Regions from separate parts of the Homo sapiens genome. Here region 2 is linked to region 1. The links are chromatin loops, found by intact Hi-C in ENCODE. Cell type or tissue: ovary. All regions are shown on one strand. Each heading gives the region's core, and the rest is flanking DNA. Links, peaks and the distances in the headings are about the cores only. Region 1 overlaps LINC03099 (long intergenic non-protein coding RNA 3099). Region 2 has its middle 120 kb from the start of ATP6AP2.

What was found. Peaks named below come from ENCODE experiments on the same cell type or tissue, not always from the same donor. Only the 100,000 strongest peaks of a DNase experiment are listed, where the experiment ranks them.
Region 2: it touches region 1 in a loop (2.1-fold over the local background); 9 of 110 quality-filtered maps call a loop at or near these places.

The regions. Positions count from the first base shown.
Region 1 is chrX:40,269,353-40,277,682 of GRCh38, forward strand. All of the region lies in intron 1 of LINC03099 (long intergenic non-protein coding RNA 3099), which reads left to right. Among named protein-coding and RNA genes, the nearest start is that of LINC03099, 11 kb to the left of the region's middle. In ovary, for the core only: no CTCF peak of the experiment used is centred there; a DNase peak (open chromatin) is centred at 4,380; H3K27ac peaks cover 312 bases.
Region 2 is chrX:40,455,265-40,463,594 of GRCh38, forward strand. No RefSeq gene overlaps it. Among named protein-coding and RNA genes, the nearest start is that of ATP6AP2, 120 kb to the right of the region's middle. In ovary, for the core only: no CTCF peak of the experiment used is centred there; a DNase peak (open chromatin) is centred at 4,337.

The DNA of each region.
Region 1 (8,330 bases), core at 324-8,323:
GGGCTGGTGCTTTAACAGTAAATAAGACCGCCAGTGATTGTCCTATGGAGCTATAACATGTTAACAGATGACACAATTAACAAATAAATAAGATAAATTTTAAAACAGTAACTTCAAGTTGTGATAAGTTGGGCCCCCAAAGCCTAGACCCTAGAGAAGCAGGTACTCTTGAATTGACACCATTTTGGGGGGCATCATAATAGGTGGCCCACACTGGGGGTGAGGTGGGCCCAGACTGCACGGTCCAGGGAGAAGGGAGTATGTCCCAGCTGTGGCCAGATAAGTGTAAAGCCCTAGTGAGCCAGAATAATCTGGTATCTCCCAGGTTCTTCATGCCTAGTTAATTTTTGGCCCCCCACCCACAATGAGTTTTTCATAAAAGTCCAGCTTCCTTTAAGTCTCTGGGCCCCCCACCCACAATGAGTTTTTCATAAAAGTCCAGCTTCCTTTAAGTCTCTAGTCTTCCTTTAAGCCTGGGGGGAAATCATCCAGGTTTGTCCTGGAAGCCAGGGTACTGGTGACTGTGAGACTTAGGGTGAGAGGCTCTCAAATGGAAGATGCAACCCATATGGGCAGAATAACTGGGACTACAGGTGCATTCCACCATGCCTGGATAATTAAAATAATTTTTTTTTTTTGTAGAGACCCAAGGTGGTCTCAAACTCCTGAGCTCAAGTGATCCTCCCATCTCGGCCTCCCAAAGTATTGGGATTACAGGCATGAACCACTGCTCTCCACCTGATAGCATTTTGATAGGAGGAGTAAGGGATAGTCTGGGGCAGAGACAGGCAGCGATCCCAGGCTGGAGACACAAGGAGGCCAGGCTGTGGGACAGGAGAAGCAGGGGTGGGTGGCTGGGATGGGAATAGAGCATAAATGACAAGTAGTGGCTGAGCGCAGTGGCTCAAACCTGTAATCCCAGCACTTTGGGAGGCCAAGGCGGGTGGATCACTTGAGGTCAGGAGTTCAAGACCAGCCTGGCCAACATGGTGTACTAAAAATACAAAAATTAGCCAGGTGTGGTGGTGCACGCCCACACCTGTGATCCCAGCTACTTGGGAGGCTGAGGCAGGAGACTTGCTTGAATTCAGGAGGTGGAGGCTGCAGTGAGCCGAGATCACCCCATTGCACTCCAGCTTGGGCGACAGAGCGAAACTCTGTCTCAAGGAGAAAAAAAAAAAAGACAAATAGTGACCTTTCCTACTTCAAACCCTTGCCTAGGCCAGCCCTGCTCTGAGCATCAGCTGAAAGACTTTGAGCATTTTTAAAGAGGAAATGTGCCCCCTCCCGCTCCCCTCAACTCGTGGTTTCACAGTGTAAATTGTGCTTCAGAAGGCAGGGCTCACCCCCTCAGGGGACACAGCAGCTTTAATCTGTTACACCTGCTTTTAGTGACCAGGTCCCAGGGCACAGCAGGCTCCAGAAAGACCAGGCCAGGCCTCTTTGGAATGACAGGGGGCAGAGGTGCTTTTTTCTAGGGTGGGTGGGTCTTTGCGGACCAGGCACAATTCTGCTTCCAGAGCAGTCTTCACCATAATGGTCCATTGGTGGCTTCAGCCTCAGGTTTGAAGGTGGGCTACATCACAGCAAAATGCTAAAACCTGGTGAATATTTGTATGCAAGTTCAAGCCCTATTTGGCTCTTGACCCCTTTTAAGAGAGAACGGGGTGTTGCCATTGGTTTCAGGTCTCATCTGTGGATTAAATTTGTGAGCTAATAATAACCAGTTCAACTGCCCCTGATATCAGTGGTTCTCGAAGCATGGTCCTGGCCCAGCAGCATCACTGGGAAGCTTGTTAGAAACACAGATGTTGGGGGCTCACACCAGACTGGCTGAGTCATACTCTTTGGAGATGGGCTGAGGCCCGGGGATCTGTGTTTTAAGAAGCCCTCCAGGTGATTCTGACGCCCATTCAAGTTTGAGAATCACTGTTTATTAAGTGTATTATCCCTATTTAACAGATGAAGAAAATGCAGTTCAGAGGGGGATAAGTAACTCTACCAGGATCAAGCTGCCATCAAGTGGAGTGCCAGGACTCAAACCTGGGTCTTTCATTGGAGGAATTATGTGGGCCGAGCGTGGTGGCTCATGCCTGTAATCCCAGCACTTTGGGAGACCGAGGAGGGAGGATCTCTTGAGGCCAGATGTTTGAGAGCAGCCTGGCCAACACAGCAAGACCCCCATCTCTAAAAAAAGAAAAAAAAAAAGAGAAGCTGTTTTTTCTTTTGATTCTTCCCGTCCATCCATCCATCCTCTTTCAGCCTCGATTCTCTCTCCTGGGGTTCTCAACTTGGCTGCATATTGACACCAGCTGGGGAGCTTTAAAAAATAATATTGACGCTAGGGCTTCACCCTAGGAAATGGCATCTGCAGGGGGTGGCTCCAGCATCCGTACTTTTTTCTTCCCTGCTCACAGGCAGCTTCACCCAGGTTCCACTGCCATTTAAAATGTTTCTTGGCCGGGCACGCTGGCTCACACCTGTAATCCCAGCACTTTGGGAGGCCGAGGCAGGCGGATCACAAGGTCAGGAGTTTGAGACCAGCCTGGCCAACATGATGAAACCCCATCTCTATTAAAAATACAAAAATTAGCCGGGTGTGATGGTGGGCGCCTGTAATCCCAGCTACTCAGGAGGCTGAGGCAAGAGAATCGCTTGAACCCGGGAGGCGGACGTTGGAGTGAGGCGAGGTCACGCCACTGTGCTCCAGCCTGGGTGAAAGAGCGAAACTCCGTCTCAAAAAAAAAAAAAGTTTCTGATGAATGCATTTGCACTAAAGTGTGCGTAACTGAATGTGTTACCTTTCTGGGGTATCTGCATTTGAAAAAAGAAACCAAGGACATAAAATAATGAATTGCATAAGCATCCCAGCAAGTGGGAGAGGCCGGCTTTTGATCCCGATTCGCACTTGCAGTAGATTGATTGCTCTTACGCACCCTGCTGAAATCTACCCGGCAGACCTGCTCCTACCCAGCCTTATCTGAGATTTCTGAATATGTTGTGTCTTTTCGAGGGGTGTTTTGGACTAGAAGAACTTGCATGAATCATTCTTGAATGCCCTTAAGCCATCAGCCTTGCCCACACAGGGCTGAGTTTCCCAAACGGCCAGTCAGTTCCATTCTAACTAGCCAGCAAAACCAAAATCGTTTTTAAAAGAACGTTATTTTTAAAGCATTCCAGAATGAATGCTAAGGACCTCTTTCCTCAGGCCTCTTCCCATGTCCATCCAAACATATTCTGCCACAGAAATTGCAGCAGCACCCAAGTCATAAGTTAGAGAAGAGTAATTCCCCAGACCCCAATTCAAACAAATTGTGTGAGACCCATAGTGTGGGTAACTCTAGGACTTGAAAAGATTTAGATGTTGACCTAGGCTGCAGGCTCCCTCCACCCCCTTTAATTTTAAGTTGTGATCAACCTTTGGTCTTTAAAAGCAAAGAGAAAGAAAAGACCACCCTAAAATGATTTTTTTTTTTTAATGGCAGCGACAGTCTCTACCCTGTTTCCCGCACCTGGTGGGGGACACAGAAACACCTCCGCCCTTCAGGAAACAGCCCACTTGTCAGCAGCTGGGCTCCCAGGAACAAAGGCCTAGGTTCATTACCACAGTATCGACCCTGACACGTTCCACCCCGGCCACCTCCCCCAGAGTTCCTCAATTCACACCCCAAATGAAGTGTAATTGGACCTGGACACCTTTGAAGTCCTCTAGCAGATTGCCAGCATTTTGAAATGTCCTTGATTTGCATGGTGAGGACCTGGTTGGAGGTGACATTTTCCTTCCCCTCATCCCACAGTTTTAAAGACAGAATTATTTTAAATGACATTCTCCAACCAGGAAGAGTTACCATGGAAGAAATAAAAATTCTCAAAGCCAAAAAAAAAAAAAAGAAAAGGAAAAATGTCCGATGATTTGATTAATTTCTAATTCACACTTTGGTCCAGTCCTGTATCTAAGGGTGCCACATAGGGAAGCCATGGTTTCCTCCCCAACTTCTCCCCAGGTCTCCAAGCTGGGGGATGACAAAGACCCTGGAGACTTGGCTAGGAGATTCTGACGGCCAGCAGGCCACTTATCAGACCTGAAATCAGAAAACAAGCGCAGCTGCAGGCCCTTGGGTTGGTGAGGGAGGCGGTGTGTTGATTGCAGACCATCTATCTTCCTTCCCAGCTGAGCCAGGGCTGCTCTGCGGAAATCACGTGCACTCCCAGAAATAAGCATGCCTGTGTGCACCATGAGTCTAAAGCTTGATGGTTTCCTGCAAGCCAGAGGAGGAAGGGCCTGCCTGGTGGAGTCATGCCTGCAGACACGTGTCGAGCCTAGGAGGGGCCAGCTTGGCAGTCCATTTTGCTCTGGGAAGCGGCCAGCACCCAGTTTGCAGCCGCCCCCCAACTTGTCTGCGGAGAGCTTCCTTGGGGGCAGCCATCCTCTGAAGCAAATGACCCACTTTCCCCCAGAGCAGCGCTGTCCGACAGAACCCTCTGTGAGCATGGAAAGGTTTTCTATCTGTGCTGTCCAACAGGGGAGCCACCAGCCACATGTGGTTACTGAGCACTTGAGATGTGGCTGGTGTGACTGAGGAAGTGAATTTTATATTTTCTTTGACTTTAATTGAAGTAGCCACATGTGGCTAGTGGGCAAGTGGGACGGCACAAAGACAGATGAACAAATAAAACCCATAAGAAGGCCGGGCACGGTGGCTGACTTCTGTAATCCCAGCACTTTGGGAGGCTGAGGCGTGAGGATTGCTTAAGGCCAGGAGTTCGAGACCTCATCTCTACCAAAAATTTTTAAGAAGTAGCTGGGTGTGGTGTCGCACACCTTTAGACACAGTTGCTTGGGAGGCTGAGGCAGGAGGATTGCTTAAGGCCAGGAGTTCGAGACCTCATCTCTACCAAAAATTTTTAAGAAGTAGCTGGGTGTGGTGTCGCACACCTTTAGACACAGTTGCTTGGGAGGCTGAGGCAGGAGGATTGCTTGAGCCCAGGAGGTTGAGACTGCAGTGAGCTATGATCGACCCACTGTACTCCAGCCTGGGGGACAGAGCAAGACCCTATCTATAAAAACAAACAAACAGGCTGGACGCAGTGGCTCACGCCTGTAATCCCAGCACTTTGGGAGGCTGAGGCGGGCGGATCAAGAGGTCAGGAGATCGAGACCATCCTGGCTAACACGGTGAAACCCTGTCTCTACTGAAAATACAAAAAAATTAGCCAAGCGTGGTGGTGGGCGCCTGTAGTCCCAGCTGCTTGGGAGGCTGAGGCAGGAGAATGGCGTGAACCCAGGAGGTGGAGCTTGCAGTGAGCCGAGATCAGGCCACTGTACTCCAGCCTGGGCAACAGAGCGAGACTCCATCTCAAAACAAACAAACAAACAAACAAAACACCCAGGAGTGGAAGTCCCAGTTTGCAGGGTATATAATGTTGACTATCAACTCCCCAAAAAAGACCATCAGAAAAAATCAAGCAGTGCTAAGTTTATTAGACCTGCTTCAATAAGAAAGAGCCCCCTTGACAGAATGTTACTAGCGTCTCAAAGTGGGGAAACTGGGGACATGTATTTATAGTGTTTTAGAGCCCAGACTAGGTGATTTGCAAATTGGGTCTTTCAAGGCAAGAAATTTGGACTGGGGAGAGTTTATGAAGAAATAGCTTTCGGCTCTTGAACACAGCAAGGCCAAAGTGCTGTAGTAACCCTTGATTGGCTAGCTAGCTGTTGGTCTTGACAACAAGTTATTTTAGTTGGTTCCATCTTATCTTTCAGAAGCAAGTATTTCTTAGGGCAAGTAGCTAAGTTATTTTTGCTTGTTTTCAGTATTATTTAAACATGGGGACATGAGCATATGCCTGGTCCCAGTATTGTTTAACATAGGGACAGGGAATAACAAATTACCCCAAAACTTTGTGACTTAAAACAATAAACATTTATTATCTCATAGTTTCTGAGAGTTAGGAATTTGAGAGTGGCTTAGCTGGGTGGTCCTGGCTTGGGGTGTCTCATGAGGTTGCAGCCAGGGTGTTGGCCGGCACTTCCAACAGTCATCTGAAAGCTTTCCTGGGGCTGAAGTATACCCACTTTCAAGGTGGCTCGCTCACATAGATGGTGCAATGTTGTTGGCTGTTGGCAGGAGGGCTCGGTTTCTTGCCATGTGGGCCTGTCCAATGGGACTGCTTGAGTGCCCTTATGGCATGGTAGCTGGCTTCCCTGAGAGCAAGTGACTCAAAAGAGAGCCAGACTGAGCCCACAATGTCTTTTATCACCTAACCTTGAAGTCTCAGTTTATCATTTATACACTATCTTATTGGTTATATAGCTTGGCCTCATTTAATGTGGGAGGTGACTGCACAATGAGTTAATATCAGGGGGTGAGAATCCCAGGGAGAAGGAATAATGTGGTTTCAGTTCTCAGTGGTAAGTGGGGATAGTAGTATAAGGGGGATGGAGGTTTCTGGTTTTCAGAGCTGAGAAGCAGTGGTGGCGAATCTGAACGTGTAGGTTGCGGGGACCCACTGACTGACCCAACCTTCCACCCACTTCTTATGGTATATTGTTCCAGTTATTGTTGCTACATAACAAGTTACTCCAAAATTTAGTGACTTCAAACAAACATTTCATTATGCTTATGGACTCTCTGGGTCAGGAATTTGTGCAGGGCACAATAGGGGATGGCTTGACTGTGCCCTGCGATATCTGAGGGCTCAGCTGGAAAGACTCAAAGATCAGAGATGATGTGATGCTTAGGAGCTGGGGTCATCTGAAGGTTCCAGCATTTACATGTCTGGTGCCTGGACTAGGAGGACTCAAACACTTGGACTGTGGATTGAAGAGTTTTCAGGTGACCTCTCCATGTAGCTTGGGCTTCCTCACAGCATGGCAGCCTTAGCATAGTGGGACTTCTTACATGGCAACTCAGGGCTTCAAGTGTGATTGTTCCAAGAAACGCAGCGGAAGCTGCATGGGCTCTTATGACCCAGTCTTGGGAACTTCCATGGTGTTGATTGAACGAGTCACAAGCCTGCCTGGATTCAAGGGAATGGGACACAGACCTCATTTCTCAATGTCAGTGGAGAATGTCAATGTCACATTGTTAAAGAGCACATGAGGTGGATGATATTGTTGCAGCCCTTCTTGGGAAATACAGTCTGCCATGCATGACAATTTCCTAAAGCTTTTGTCTTTGATGGGTGGGAGCAGTGGGGGTGGGAGGAATTAGGGCCCAGGGCATCCTACAGAGCTATCTTTGTTAGACAATGCTTGTTCTGCCCTAATCATAGCTTGCTGGCTGCAATGGTATAAACATTTGTGTCCCCCTAAAATTCATTTGTTAATACTAATCCCCAGTGCAATAGTATTAAGAAATACTAATACCAAAGGCCCAGAGGATGGGCCTTTGGGAAATGATCAGTTCATGAGGGCTCTGCCCTCATGGGATTAGTGCCCTTATAAAAGAGGCCCAAGGGAGCTTATTTGTCCCTTCCACCATGTCCTCACACATAGAAGGTGCCATCTATGACACAGAGGACCCTCACTAGACACTGAATCTGCTGGTGCCTCGATCTTGGACTTTCCAGCCTCCAGAACTGTGAGCAATAAATTTCTGTTGTTTATAAGCCACCCAGTTTATGGTATTTTTTTATGGCAACCTGAACAGACTAAGACACTGGCCCAAGCCCAAGCTGACGGGGACACACAAGGAGGAAGAGATGAATCTAGGAAAGGTGGTTCTTCACACAGGCCCATGGGACAGTGTCCCAGAGGATGGTGCCAGAGAGAGCTCTGCCACTTACTGACTGTGTGGCTTGGACAAGTGGCTTGACACTTGTGTGCCTTACGTCTAAATTGGGAATGATAAGCCCTGTCTCAGGATTTTTTTTTTTTTTTTGAGGTGGAGTCTCGCTCCATTGCCCAGGCTGGAGTACAGTGGCTCGATCTTGGCTCACTGCAAGCTCCACCTTCCGGGTTCACGCCATTCTCCTGCCTCAGCCTCCTGAAGAGCTGGGACTACGGGCACCTGCCACCACGCTCAGCTAATTTTTTATATTTTTAGTAGAAACGGGGTTTCACTGTGTTAGCCAGGATGGTCTCGATCTCCTGACCTCGTGATCCACCCACCTTGGCCTCCCAAAGTGCTGAGATTACAGGTGTGAGCCACCGTGCCCTGCCAGGATCTTTGTAAGGAGGAGGTTACGTACAGTGGGTCAAGTTATAGTAGAGTGGCTGGCACAGAGTGGGCATTCAAGGGATGGTAGCTGCCATCATGATATCATGATGACTTCCCCACCCCTTATCCAATCAGAGTCCAATGATCTGTGGCATAGTATTAGATGTG
Region 2 (8,330 bases), core at 218-8,217, 190 kb after region 1:
GTCTCTTGCAAGGCTGTAATCATGACATGGGAGAAGATCCACTTCCCAGCTCACTCATGCAGTTGCTATCAGCAGGCCTCAGGGCCTCATTGGCTGCTGGCTGGAGACATCGGTTCCATGCTCTGTTAGTCCGTTTTGTGTTGCTATAAAGGAATATCTGAGGCTGGGTAATTTATAAAGAAAAGAGGTTTATTTTGGCTCACAGTTCTGCAGGCTGTACAGGAAGTATGGCTCCAGCATCTGCTCCTGGTGAGGGTCTCAGGAAGCTTCCAGTCATGGTGGAAGGCGAAAGGGGAGCAGATGCACTCACATGGTGAGAGTGGGAGCAAGGGAGAGAGGAGGGGCGGCCTGGCTGTTTTAAACAACCAGTTCTCTCATGAACTAACAGAGTGACAACTCACTTATCATGGGGAGGGTACCAAGCCTTTCAGGAAGTATCTATTCCTATGACCCAAACACCTCCCACCAGGCCAACCTCCAGCTCTGGGGATCACATTTCAACATGAGATTTGGAAGGAACACATATCTAAATCATATCACTTGCCAGGTGGGCCTTCCCATAGGGCAGCTCACAAGATGGCGGCTGGCTTCCTTCAGAGCCACTGAGTGACACAGCAAGATAGAGTGGGCAAGATACAAACCAAAACCTCTTATAGCCTAATTTCAGAAGTGACATCCCATCATTTCTGCCTTACTCTATTTCTTTTCAGCAAAATTGAGTCAATAAGTCCAGCCCACATTCCAGAGGAGGGGATTACAAAAGGGCATGAACACCAGGAGGCAGAGATCATGGGGGCCATTGTAGAGGCTGCGTACCACATAGGGATTCTCATTTTATTCTCCCAACAGCTTTGTAAAGAACTTTTATCTTTATTTCAAAGGGGGAAAAGCTGGTTCAGAGAGGGTAAGTGTGGTGGTTACATTTTACGTGTCAATTTGGCTAAGCTGTGGAGTCCAATTGTTTGATTGAACACTACTCCAGATGTTGCTGTGAAGGTATCTTACAGATGTGATTAACATCTACAGTCAGTTGATTTTAAGTAAAGGAGATTACCCTCAATAATCTGCGTGGGCTTCATCCAATCAGTTGAAGACTTTAAGAGCAAAACTGAGGTTTCCCAAAGAAGAAAGAATTCTGCCTTGAGACCGTAACATAGAAATCCTGAGTTTCCAGCCTGCTGGCCTGTCCTGTGAATTTCAGGCTCAAAACTGCAACATCAAATCTTGCCTGAGTTTCTAGCCTACCAGCTTGCCCTACAAATTTCAAACTCGGGCCAGGCATGGTGGCTTATGCCTGTAATCCCAGCACTTTGGGAGGCCAAGGCAGGCGGATCACTTGAGCTCAGGAATTCGAGACCAGACTGGTCAATATGATGAAACCCCATCTCTACTGAAAATACAAAAAAAAAAAAAAAGTACCTGGGTGTGGTGGGTGGCATGTGCCTATAGTCCCAGCTACTTGGGAGGCTGAGGTGGAAGGATTGCTTGAGCCTGGGAGGCAGAGGTTGCAGTGAGCCAAGATCATGCCACTGCACTCTAGCCTGGGCAACAGAATGAGACCTTGTCTCAAAAAAAAAAAAAAAAATTCCAAACTTGCCAGCCCTCACAGTTGCATGTACCAATTCCTTTAAATATCTATATCTATCTATCCATCTATCTATCTATCCATCCACTGAAGGGGTTCAACACACACTATCCCAAGATATAATGCCTTGGCATATAGAATATTTTAGGTTGAAGGAATTTGAGAAATGGCAGTTGCAGGAAAGACCCTCTCACTCCCCTTTCTCCTCTGAAACAAATTGAAAGATCCTCATGTGAGAGGTGGCCTCTCTAGACCTGGAAGAAAAGATCATCCTTATATCTGAAGACAGAGGGACACCAATAGGAATCTGAACTAACAGGCCTTGCTAAGTCTCCCTCAGTTTACTCCACTTAGGGCATACCCCTTGGTCCTTTCTATCACATTTTTTCACTACTCTCCACTCTTCATCAAACCTAGTATTAAAATGCTGAAGCTTAACTTCATTTCCTCTGAAGGCTCCTGTGTCAGGTGAAGCTTCCATTAAATAAGTTTGTATGCTTTTCTCTTGTTAATCTGTCTTTTTTTTAGTCTAATTAACAGGGCCGCAGCCAGAGAAACTAGGAGGATGTAGAGGAAAAGATGTTTTTTCTTCCCCTACAATAAACACACACACACTCACACACACACACATATCCTACTAGTTCTGCTTCTCTGTAGAACTCTGACTGATACAGAAAGTGTTTTTCCCAAGTCATATAGTTGGTAAGTGGTGAAACAGGGAGGTGGAGAAAGAAGTTGAGAGCATAAAGCAGTCATTCAATCAACAAAGATTGATGAGTGATGTGGCAGATTGTGTTTTCCAAAGATGGTCACCACAACATATCCCAATCCACATGCTCTTCTTAGAATGTGACACTGAGAACTTTCCCATCAAGAGATGGGGTTTGTGCTTCCTCCCCTTGAATCTGAGTGGGTGTGTGATTACAGCAGAAGTGACACTATTTGATTTCCAAGCCTAGGTCTTAAAAGGTGACACCACTTTTGCCTACCCCACTTGAGATCTTCACACTTGGAAGTCAGCAGCCACACTGCAAGGCAGCCCAAACTAGCCCATATGGAGAGAGCACCTGGAAAGGCCACATGTAGGTTTCTAGCTGACAGTCCAGCTGCGGCCCAGCTGACAGCCAGCATCAACCCCCAGACAGGTGAGTGCGCAAGCCTTCAGACGATTCCAGCACCAGACATTCTGGAGTGGAAACAAGCTGCCCCTGCTATGCCTTGTCCAAATTCATGACACATGGAAACCTTGAAGGATTTTTTAAAAATTGCTAACGCTCTAGGCCAGTAAGTTTTCGGGGTGATTTGTTACCAACATCAGGCCTGGTTGGAGGCCCAAGGGATACACTGGTGAGTAAGATGGACATCGTCTAATGATGTTTTATATTAGTCAGCTAGGACTTTAGCAAAATATGTAGACTGGGTGGCTTAAACAGCAGAAACTTACTTCCCACTGTTCTGGAGGCTGGGAAGTCCAAGATCAAGGTGCCAGCAGATTTGGTGTCTGGCGAGGGCTGGCTTTCTGATTCATGGATAGTGCCTTCCAGCTGTGTCTTCACGTGGCAGAAAGGGCAAGGAATCTCTCTGGGGCCTCTTTGATAAGGGCACTCATCCAATTCATGAGAGCTCATGACCTAATCACCTCCCAAAGGCCCTACCTGCTAACACCATCATATTGATAGGCTTTCAACATACCAGTGTTGGAGGAATACAACCATTCAGTTCATGGCAAGTTTACATTCCAAACAGGGGAGACCATTCATAATCACATAACCAAACAAGGGGAAAATAAAACAGAGTGATGTGTTTCGGAGGTACCGTATGAACTTGGTTGGTCAGGGAAGGCCCCTCTGAGGTGGTGCTATTTGAGTTAAGATGTGAATGATGGGAAGAGGCAGAGGAGCAAAGAGCAGGGGAAAGGGAATCTCAGCAGAAGGTACAGCAAGCTCAAGGCTCTGCCCAAGGACAGACTTGGACAGGGGTCTCTGAAGGATGGCAGCAGCTGGAAGGTAGCAAAGACTTCCAAGGGGTCTGGTGGAGGTGGCCCCATGGCCTGAGGCAGGGATAGGAAACTTCATTGTATTTCTTTCGTTTTTTGCGACAGGGTCTTGCTCTGTCACCCAGGCTGGAGTGCAGTGGAGCAATCACGGCTCACTGCAGCCTCAGCCTCCCAGGCTCAAGTGATCCTCCCACCTCAGCCTCTCGAGTAGCTGGGACTACAGGTGTGCATCACCACACCCAGCTATTTTTTTAATTTTTTGTGGAAACAAGGCCCAGGTTAGTCTTGAACTTCTGGGCTGAATTGATCCTCCTGCCTTGGCCTTTTTTTTTTCCTTCTTCTTCTTCCTTTGAGACAAGATTTTGCTCTGTCGCCCAGGCTGGAGCACAGTGACACCATCAGGGCTCACTGAAGTTTGATCCTCCTGGGCTCAGGTGATCCTCCCACCTCAGCCTCTCAAGTAGTCGGTACTACAGGTTTGTGCCACCTGTAGTTCATGCCCTGCGAATTTTTTTTTTTTTTTTTTTTGTAGCGACAGAGTTTCATCATGTTGGCCAGGCTGGTCTTGAACTCCTGGGCTCAAACTATCCTCCTGCCTCATCCTCCCAAATTGCTGGGATTACAGGCATGAGCCACCTCACCCGGCCCAGGAAACTTCATTTATTGATAATGAAGTGCCAGGACCTTTTGCTTGCCCCATCATAGCTAACCTGTCGAGGGTCGGTGGAGGGTGGGGGACATGGGTCAAATCCAGTGCTCCAGGCAAGTCGGCCCTGGGAGGGGTCAGCAGAAGCTGCCTCAGAGTTGGTCCAGCCCTGCCCAAAGCCTGCCTTGGGCCCAGCTGGCCTCCACTCCTGGCCAGGAAAAGGGAGGGAGGGAAGGAGGGGAGGCGGGCCTCCCATGCATATCAATGGGCCCTTTCTCCTTTCAATAAGCTCAGCAGAGTCCCGGCCTTTGTCTGGGCCCCTACTCCCAGGGCAGATCTCATAAAGGGCCTCAAACTGCTGGCAGGGGCTAAGGACAGGGTAGTGTGAGTTGTCCTCACAATGGCAGGGTGAGGAGGTTAAAGCCCGGCATCAGCTGCCCAGAATCTCATCCCTGAGGCTTTTCCTGCTTTTGTTATTCCTGATCATAGGCCTGATATGTGATTTGATTTGGGCCTCTTTGCAGTTAATTGAAGAAGAAATTCAGGTGGAGGATGGCTAGGCTGGATTTGGCCAAGGTTACAATGTAGTAGTGAGCCCGGAGTGGTGTGGGAGAAGTAGGGCCAAAACAAGGGAGGTGTGCAGTCTCTGGGCTTTCAGACTCCCAGAATTATGGGCTCCATGGAGCTCCTCAATGTGTATTTTAGATCCCCACTATTTGGGGCAAGAGACAAACTGCTCATCTTGTAGACAACTCTTGTATGGCAGGTCTGATAGGGTTTTGAGGGAATGATCTTGCCATGCAATGACACTGCTGGGGGACTGAGGAGCCTTCACTCCTAGACTCTCCAGGAATTGTGCATTAATGCTCCAAAACTGCATATCCCCCAAAACAGGAGGAGGGTAGATAAATTGCAGTGTAATCACACAATGGAATACTACACAGCAATAAAAAGAACAAACCACTGAAACCTCTGTAACAGAAATGAATCTTATGGACATCAGGTTGAGTGAAAGAAGCCAGACACAAAAGAGTAACTATTGGATTCCATTTGTATGAAGTTCAAGAACAGGTGATGCCAATCAATTATGCTGAAGGTCAGAATGTGGCTGCTTATGGGGGCATGACTAGGAGGGGGCACAGGGGAACCTTCTGGGGTAGGTGCTCAAGTTATTCTGTATCTCCATCTGGTTGATGGTTACACACATCTATACATATGCACAAATTCATCTAGCTGTACATTTCAGATCTGTGTGCTCCACTCCCGGCATGGTGACATGCCCTTAGAGTCTCAGCTACTTGGGAGGCTGAGCTGGGAGGATCATGTGAGCCCAGGGGTTGTTAGTCCAACCTGGGCAAATCCCCATTTTAAAAGAGAGAGAGAGAGAATGAAAAGAAAAAATGACCCATCCAGGGAGAACTCTGTTTATGTAGGGGCTGTTCAGGGAGCCAGATTCCAGCTGTACTAATTGAGGAGTTCAAGCCGCATTCTCAAAACGAGTCTTTTGCTGACACCTGTCCCTCAATTCCTTTGTCCTGCACAGAGCGTTCAGGCAGGAACTGCCATTGACCACAGAAGCCAGAAAGCCCTCGGACCAATTACTATTTTAGTCCACACAGGCTGTTATAACAAAGTATCATAGACTGTGTGGCTGATAAACCACAGAAATGTATTTCTCACAGTTCTGGAGGCTGGGATGTCTAAGATCACAGTGCCCACAGGGTTGGGATCTGGGGAGGTCCTGCTTCCGACTGCAGACAGCTGACTTCTCCTTGTGCCCTCACATGGCAGAAAGAGGGAGAGAGAGCCCTCTGGGGTCCCTTTTATAAGGGCACTGAAGCCATTCATGAGGGCTCCATCCTCTTGACCTAATGATTTTCCAAAGGCTCCACTTTCTAATACCATCACACTAGGGGTTAGGATTTCAACATGAATTTTTGGAGGACACAGGCATCCTTTCCCACCCTCTGGATGGCACCTAAACTCACATGAGTAGGGGCCAGTGGCCTTTGCTCTCTGCACACTCTATGGAATCACTTTTGCTAGGTATTTTGTCCACCACTTCCTTCTCGCAGCAAAAAGCTGGCTATGGCTACACGACCATAGCCTTCCCCATGGAGTTCCTAACTTTTGCCTATTTGGGCTCTTGATCATATTTGCTGTTTTGGTTGAATCTCTCAGCTTTCTCTGGCCTATCCATCTGTCTCTCTGCTCCTCCCTTCTCCCACTTGAATTACTTCCCCAGTATGTAATCCACCCACCACAACCACACACAGACCTACAAGCAAACACACAAATGCTTTTCCAAAGGGGACTCCAGGCAGACCTGTTACCAAGCAGCTTGGGGAGGTCTCAGTGCTTCTTTGTATCTTGAAGCCAACAGGAATGAAAGACTAGAAATGAAGGCAGGGGTGAATGAGTGACTCAGTAAGTGTCCCTCACACTGGCCCTGTAAGCTAAGGCAGAACTAGGAAGCAGGGAACTTTTTCTGAACTGGCTTTACATTTGCAAGGGCAACAGACATCAGCGCTTAGGCATCCTCGGGGAGTATGGTGGAGACTGACGGTCCTCCTCAAATATCTCCTCCAAGTTGACCATCCTGTAGCCATCTCACCACTGTGATCCCACCAGTGTGGGATTCAGTGCAAATCTGTAAGTATCTATTGTGGGGCAATACCTAAGAAATACAGACTATAGTTCCTACTGCTGGAGCACCTCAACATTTATTGAACGGAAGAAATGGATAGATGACTTCCAATTAGCCATGGAATATTGAGCACACTCCCAGGCCTCTGATGTTTCTCCCAAAGCCCCCACTAAAATAACGGTTATGGGATATTTAAAAAATCTAAATCCATAAGGACAAAGGAGAGAGAGAGAGAGAAGAAAATGCAGCCGTTGAAAGATGGCATTAACATTTTTGAAGCCAGAAAGCAAATGGACAAAAGGTAACTGACTTAGCAGACTGACAACCAGAGAATGTTGGAAGCTAAGTGCCTGTGGGGGTAGAAGCTGTAAGAAGCAAGTCAATTCAGGCAGCACAACCCCAAAAAGGCTGAGGGACTGGAGGCACCAGGTACCGCAGAAGGTGCACGTGGGCTGAAGACAAGACTGTTGGCATGTCTAAGAGGCAGTTAGATTCTGCCACCTCTCCCAGGTAAGTCACTGTACCCTTGTCCCCTGACCTCATCAGAGCATGGGGTTCACTTTCTGGAGAAATCTGACTTGAAAGACTCTAGACTCAAGACACCATACTCAGTTGACCATAAAGGTGCTGTACAGGAAACAGGAGGTACCTACTGGAAACAAAATTAATGAATCGTTATCATCATTTTAAGCAGCTAAGTTTTGGAGTAATTTGCTACATGGCAGAAGATTAATAAAGAAAGTAAACTATGGACATGGAAAGCCTGGGATTCAGGAAACTGGAGAGTACACATCTTGGAGAGAGGCAAGGAGAATTCTCACTTTGATGACGAGGGGAGATCCCAGGCAGCCCGCTGGACAGCAGCCCAGAATGGATCCCAGGCAGACACAGCAGGAGCTGGAGCATGCAGGATTCCAGGCCGGGGACTCAAAGAAACAGAATACAAAGAAGTGGAGGGGCTTCTTTGAATGTATCCAGAAGAGACATACATATACTCCTTTGGTGGTAAATTCAGAATAGATATACAGAAAGCTAAACAAAAAGGGGGCAAGGCTGGGCATGGTGGCTCATGCCTGTAATCCCAACATTTTGGGAGGCCAAGGTGGGCAGATCATTTGAGGCCAGGAGTTTGAGACCAGCCTGGCCAACATGGCAAAACCCCGTCTCTACAAAAAATACAAAATAAATTAGCCAGATGTGGTGGTGCATGCCTCTAATTCCAGCTACTCAGGAGGCTGAGGCACGAGAATCTCTTGAACCCAGGAGGCCAAGGTTGCAGTGCGCCACTGCACTCCATCCTGGGCGACAGAGCCAGACTTTGTCTCAAAAAAAAAGGTGGGGAAGGGCAAGAAATAAATTATTAACTCTAATGTATATAGTAGATGACATGTATTTAAAGCAGACTACATGAAATGGCAGTGAATACATTTACAGACTTAGGAACACTGAATATTGT